Linked DNA regions of Homo sapiens: region 1 is linked to region 2. Evidence: chromatin contacts called from ENCODE Hi-C or POLR2A ChIA-PET data. All regions are on one chromosome and are shown on one strand. The core of a region is the stretch at or near the end of the contact, and the rest is flanking DNA. Distances in the headings are between cores, read along the strand shown. Region 1 has its middle 40 kb from the start of QTMAN. Region 2 overlaps ARHGAP15 (Rho GTPase activating protein 15).

Region 1 (3,147 bases), core at 613-3,112, 640 kb after region 2:
ACAATGTTATAATGATCAACTCTACAGGATCATTACACTACGATAATATAAAATAGATATTTCTAATCGAAGCAGTTATTTTGTTAAACCACAGATGGCATAAATATCCTTATACATGATGCAATTGGAATTGGTAATAAATTTATTTTTCTCCCCATTTATGGCAGAAGACCTGTTAAGTGTGTGCCTGAGGGGCTAAAATTAAGAATGAGGGAAAACACTGCTTAATAAAGTTGGGATCAGGCATTTTAAAAGAATGCTTATGTTCAAAACAGCTAGAGAGCTGACCCGTTTATAGGAAATAGTTCTGCCAGAATTAGAAGTGGAAATAAGGAGACGATAATGAAATACAGTTTAACCAGTAAAGGGCAGTGAACATATGTATCACTCCACACCACACAAATATGCTGCCTGTTTAGATAAAGTTGTGGTTTCTTTTGTCAAGCTATTCTATTTCCTGTTAGAAAGGCTAACTTTGAAATACCACTTTCAGGAATGGGAGATAGAATAAAAACTTTATTAAATTGCTTAAATTATTTCCTCAAATTTCTTTCATGTTGTTTGCAATAATGAGATGAAATATCCTCATAAGTTTCCCATTTATACATAGCTTATGGGAAATAAGGATTCAGTCTTAACTGCTTGCTAATGGTCAAGCATTTACATCTGGATGTCACTAGAAGGTGTTTTTTTTAGGTGAAAGGTCAAAGTCCAAGTGGCAATGACCTATCAATCAGGCACTTGCCTCGTGTATGGTTACATTCCAGCCATATTTACCTATATTGGGCAGAGGGCGACTCAAGTGGTTTTCTTTCCTCTTCCCCCTATGATGCAAGGAGGCTGTACATTAGCAACATAGGTCATGCCTAATATTGCTATTTGCTCTGAGTTCTTAATTAACAATTGTGAGAAATAAGTAATTAATACTGATGAGTGTAGATATAATTTAATTTATCATAGTATGGATTTTTTATTTTATAGTTTAAATATAAAGTCAATTTTTGGTCCCCTTCAAAGGCGTTTATAGCTAAAAGTCAAGGAATCTCGTGAGCTCATCATTTTCTTAGCATGCCCCACTCCTCACGTTTCCACGCCTTTGAGCATTGCTCTCTGTTTTCAACCTGATAAATAAACTCCCATGATTCTTCTTCAAATAACCCCTTTTCTCTGAAAGCTGCCCTAGGTCCCCTAGGCAGAGATCTCATAGAGCAACTCAAGGCTGCTTCCTCTCTGCTCCTCCTGTAATAATCTGTTTGCATATGGACTTCCACATATTATTCCACATCTATTCCTGTTGTCTAGCACAATGACTGGCATTTACTGGTAATCAGTAATTATTTGTTTACAAATGACCTTTTTAAAAAGTTTGACTGGAGATGTATCCTGCCATTAGAGTATAAAAATATATCAAGACATACCACCTATTAGGTTATTAGAGGAATAAAAAGTAAGTAAACAGGAAGGTAAGAGTTAACATAATTCTAATCCATTTTGATTAACTGTAAACCTTAATATTCTTTCTATCTATCTGTTAATCAATCAAATCTTTTCATTTTTACAGTGGGAATGGTCTTTCAGGTTGCCATCTACATATATTTTTCAAGCCAATTTTCATGGAAACTTGTTTACATGAGCTATCATAGTGTTGTTTTCACAGAGGCTTCAGAAATATTTGGCTGAACAATACAGCTGAAAAAAAAAAAGATTTGAGGAACAAAAAGTACTAAAGAAAACCTTGTGTTCATCAGAATTAAAATTAGCTGAAGGAAAACAGTAATCATAAACTAAAAACCTTTTCCTGCTATTTGGATCTTCAGCTTTCATCTCTAGCAGCTTCCCCTCCTGAGCCTCCCGAGTTACGTAACAGGTCCCCATATGGGCCGATGAATCTGCCAGGCAAGGCTATCTCACGATTTAAAAGTCTCTCTTTAAAATATGCAAAAAGGCTAACGGAAGGTTCAATTTGTGAGCCCTGCCTCGGCTGCCTCCCATACGAAGCTTCACCCTGTGACTACTTCATTATCACTCTGGATTATCTGCTTAGAGTGGTACAGCAACCACATACCTAGAATCACGCAGAACAACCTCCTCATTTCTCATGCTCTGAGGCTCTTCCTTGGACTGATAATTGTCAAGCATTCCTTCCCCTTTGAGCAATCCTAGGCTAACGCCCACCAGGAAACAAAGGGTCTCTTTGAGGATGAAAATTGAGACTGTCCTGGCCCCCGAAAAATTACATGCTGGAAAATTTCTATGTACTGAAATGATTGTGTTCCTTTTAGAGAACTCTCTGTGGACCTAACTATAGGAGTAGGTTATCAAAGGGCAGCTTCCCTCAAACCCAAAAGGGAAGAAAGAAAGGACAACTGTGGGAGGAAGTCAGAGGAGAATCAATGAAATAAATGAACTCTCAATACTTTTGCCCCATAACAAGTGCCTGGGATGCTGGCTATTTGCAAACTATTTGCCATATATTGTCTCATTTGATTCTCACAACCATCTTGGGAAATAGTTATTGATATTGCTCCTATTTTAAAGATAAGTAAATTGAGGTTTAAGGATGTAACTTAGCCAAGGTCATACAGCTAGGGAGGGACAGAGCTGGGACTCCAACCAGGTCTTTTCACTAGAAAGCCTAGGCTCTTACTTCACAACTCTAAGAACTTCTTTTGTGTTAAACAAAGAAAGTGCTCTTAAACAGAATCTGCCCCGTATCATGGACTTTTTGGGAAGGAATCTAAGAATCCTTTACAACCTCTCATTTGATTGACAAGGAAACTATACCAGAATCCTCGGTTTAAATGTTCTGGTTTTGGTGTACTTGGCATTATGAGAAAAAAGCAAAATCACGAGAGTACCAGTCCATCTTACCAATTTTGCAAGAGTGGAGAAAAGCAGCTTCCAAGGAAAGCCTGTGTTCAGTGCACACTCAATCCTGTACAGTGAGAAGTGAAGCTTGTGATACTGACCCAGAGGAACTGCAAAGTTCTCCATCAACCCAGCTAGGGCCTTTGGGATCTGTAAACTTCATGCTCTGTGACAAAGGAGGCTGATAAAATTTACCAGGTACTGTCACAACAGCTGGAGAAAAAAGTTTGGTAATTGTGTCTGTGACTTAAGAAGTTCAGTTTATTTGTATATCTTAGT
Region 2 (3,085 bases), core at 518-3,017:
CTTCTAGTATGATTTTTCAGTCACATCCTCTATGGGAATGAAACAATGATGACTTTGTAAGGTTTAGGGGAACAAGCAGCAGCATGACTCTTCTCATACCTTCTTGCTAGACTGGAAGGAAGCAGTTCCTGTGTACAGTAAGTGTTACCACAGTGCCCGACCGAGCCCCACCCCGCCTTCAGGGACCCCGGTCTAGAGGCATAAGTGCCTCCCTCTCCATTACTGCCGCCCTCCATTAGGAGCAGATAATGCGTGAGCTACCACTCTCACAATAAAACATTGCACTTACACCACACCTTTCAACTCAGCATTTCCAAATGCTTGAAAAATCATTATTATTTTTATTATTTATTTGTGGAATCCCAGCAGTCTACTCAGCACTGGGAAGTGCAGTGAAAGCCACAGAGCTATGGTCTCAGTTACGCAGACTTAAACCGACACTCAAGTTTCCTCCGCGATGTACCAGTAAAAAGTCTGAAGGTGGACGTTTTTGCATGTGCATGCATAGCAAGAAAAAAAGTGAAAAGGCAATTTAGGTCTGAGTTACCCCTGCGGCTCACATACCTGAGAAAAGAGCCATTTGTTAGTATTGTTCTGATAAATGAAGGACCCAAGCAAGAACAAAGCAAGAAAGCAAACACAGTTTTAGACCCTACAGCTCAGAAAATGGAAATGCATTTCCCTAATCAAGGGCATCTACAATAACACTTTTAAAAGGATTATTAAGCAATGCAGGAAGTAGAAATCAATCAGGCTCTGCTTGTTGTTCACTGGTCATTATTTCCTGGGTCAAATCTGCTTGACATTCAATTTAATACAGTCTTTCATCAAGTCAAAAGGCCTTAGAGAGAAACTTTCACTGGCCACCCACATTTTCAGCAGGGCTGTTGCCTGGTCCGATTCACTTTTGTTTTCCAAGTCTTTACCATCATTGCATATTACGCCTACTTCTATTGAAACAGCTACTGCTTTTGATGATTTCCACAGTGGTGAACATATATTGTTCATCCCTGTAATGCTAGAAGCTGGTCCAGTGCTTGGCATGTAGTAGGTGCTCAATAAATATGAGATCTGTGAAAAACAAATTTTCACCTTACAAAGGCATTCTCAAAATGAATTTGACACATCCTGCTCTCTCTACAAAGTTACAAGCTAAGATAGATCACAGCAAAGCAGAGATATTGCAGACACAGATTGAAAACCAAGTGAAATAATGATTTAGATTGCCTTAAATCAAAGTGACTAAATGCATTTTTAGAAAGTACATGTTGAAAGTTATCTTGACTAGTCTTCCATTTAGCCAGGAAGTTTTCTGGAAGAAGTATAAGTTTAGGGATTTTTTGTGAGGTGAGAGGGAGAAATCATAAATAAGTATGTGTTCTAGAAAGTGGGGTAAGACCACAGAGGAGTCCTAAAGGTATTAATAGAGGTCAGGAATTGGACTTTAGAAAAACAGAAGAGGCAAGGAATTGAGAACAGAGGAAAATCAGATTACTTGGAGTGTTCTAATGAATGGCTTTCAAAGAAGATAAAGACCACCATATATAGAAAGCTACTTTGAAGATATAAAAGGGTTTGTTAGTAACATGACTGGGCATATACTAGAGTAGAAATTCCAAAATAAGAGCTGCCACAACGCAGCCAAAGTGAGAAGATATTTCTCTGGTCACCTGTGCTTGGTGCCAGCCACCATCCTCTACTGTTCTTCATTGTCCCTAGAGCTGGAGGCTTAGAAAGGCCTAGACACACACTGTAATCGTATGTCTCTTTCAGTTTGCTGGAGAGTGACTCACAAAAGGGTGTTTCCCGTGCTGACACAAAAGTATGCAATATTTCTTTGTCTTTCAAACTGGTAATTCATAAAGACTGTATACTATTCCGTATTGGACAATGTTGAGGCTTAAATATCCTAAGCCCCTTATAAGAAGGATGCTGCAAACATGAGAATAAGGGGTGTCTTCTGAAAATGAGTGAACTAAGCCACTTAGGAAGTTGCTGGCCTCATCTCGAAACCCACCAAATAACAGCAGTACAGCTAGAAATAGAGTTCAAAAGTCAAAAGTGCCTGGCTGCCCTAAAATTTTCTCATTGCATGACTTGGTTCAAGGGGCTTCATTATATTTTGTATTTAGATTTCACACGTTTATATTCCACAGTGCAGTGTCTCTTTAAAAATGTAACTGTTGAGTCTAAAAATCAGGAAGTAGTAAAGTGGCTTCCAGATACATATAGAAGGTTTTTGTTTGGGTGGTGTGTGGGAAGGGGTTGGTTTTGTTTTTAATTTTGTGCAATTTCAGTCCAGTCAACACCTAGAGCACTCCTTTAAAAAAAAAAAAAAAAAAAAAAAAAAGGGAAAAAGGCTTTTTTTTTTTTTTTTTGATTCAGTGTGCACAGAATTTATTGCAGACATCTGGGAGTTTAACCAGAGACATCCAAGAGGCCAGTAGAAGTGGAGCAGCAATAGAGAGTAATAGTTGACTTTTATCCTCATTTTTAAGAGGGAAATGGTCTATTGGTTTTAGAGGTGAAACGCTAGAAAGGAAACTGCTCAATCCTCTCATTTCAAAGATGAGCAAACTTGGGACTTTCCCAAGTCATCTAGCCACTTTGCATGTTCTATAACCCAAATTTACTTTAAATTGTGGAAAGAAAATGGAAATAAACTACCTTGAAGGCATTTGAGCTCCAACTGACTAATTATTCTAGGTCGTTAAATACAGTTAGAGTTGTTAGATTTTCTGGTTTCCAATGGGGGTAATTCCATCACAGAGATTCCTTTTCTATCAAATTGTTGGTGCTTCATTTTCTTAGCTCTGCCTGGTGGTCTCTATTACCTCCATATAAGAAGGCTTTTCTTTTCCACCAAATGAATGAATTTTCTCATCAATTCCAGTCATGCCTCATACATCTCCCTCTCTAGGACTTTCTCCACACTCGTCCCTCCAGTTCAGGTTCCTCTGTGCGCTCTCTGCCTATCCCAGATTCTACCACTTCTTCAGAGGACCTGGCTCAATATCCTGCTCTTTTAGATCTGCTATTCAGAGATCTGGTCCTAACTGCAGAGACTTTTCCATACTTTGAATTC

Evidence for each region. A loop is a pair of places that touch in the nucleus more often than their neighbours do. ChIA-PET counts read pairs that join two places held with the same protein, here RNA polymerase II (POLR2A). Pooled maps may share reads with other maps.
Region 1: a loop to region 2 is called in a pooled map, with 2.8 times the contacts of the local background. The contact joins two enhancer-like sites. A Hi-C loop is called at or near these places in 5 of 50 pooled maps. POLR2A ChIA-PET finds 5 or more read pairs at or near these places in 2 of 52 experiments (WTC11 and activated CD4-positive, alpha-beta T cell).

What each region holds. Positions count from the first base shown.
Region 1 is chr2:144,370,694-144,373,840 of GRCh38, forward strand. No RefSeq gene overlaps it. Among named protein-coding and RNA genes, the nearest start is that of QTMAN, 40 kb to the left of the region's middle. Within about 2 kb of position 1,863, at least 7 of the 41 ENCODE cell types and tissues checked have a DNase peak (open chromatin) inside an H3K27ac peak, as active enhancers do.
Region 2 is chr2:143,728,569-143,731,653 of GRCh38, forward strand. All of the region lies in intron 13 of ARHGAP15 (Rho GTPase activating protein 15), which reads left to right. All of the region lies in intron 4 of ARHGAP15-AS1 (ARHGAP15 antisense RNA 1), which reads right to left. Among named protein-coding and RNA genes, the nearest start is that of ARHGAP15-AS1, 46 kb to the right of the region's middle. RefSeq lists an enhancer at 346-966. Within about 2 kb of position 1,768, at least 2 of the 41 ENCODE cell types and tissues checked have a DNase peak (open chromatin) inside an H3K27ac peak, as active enhancers do.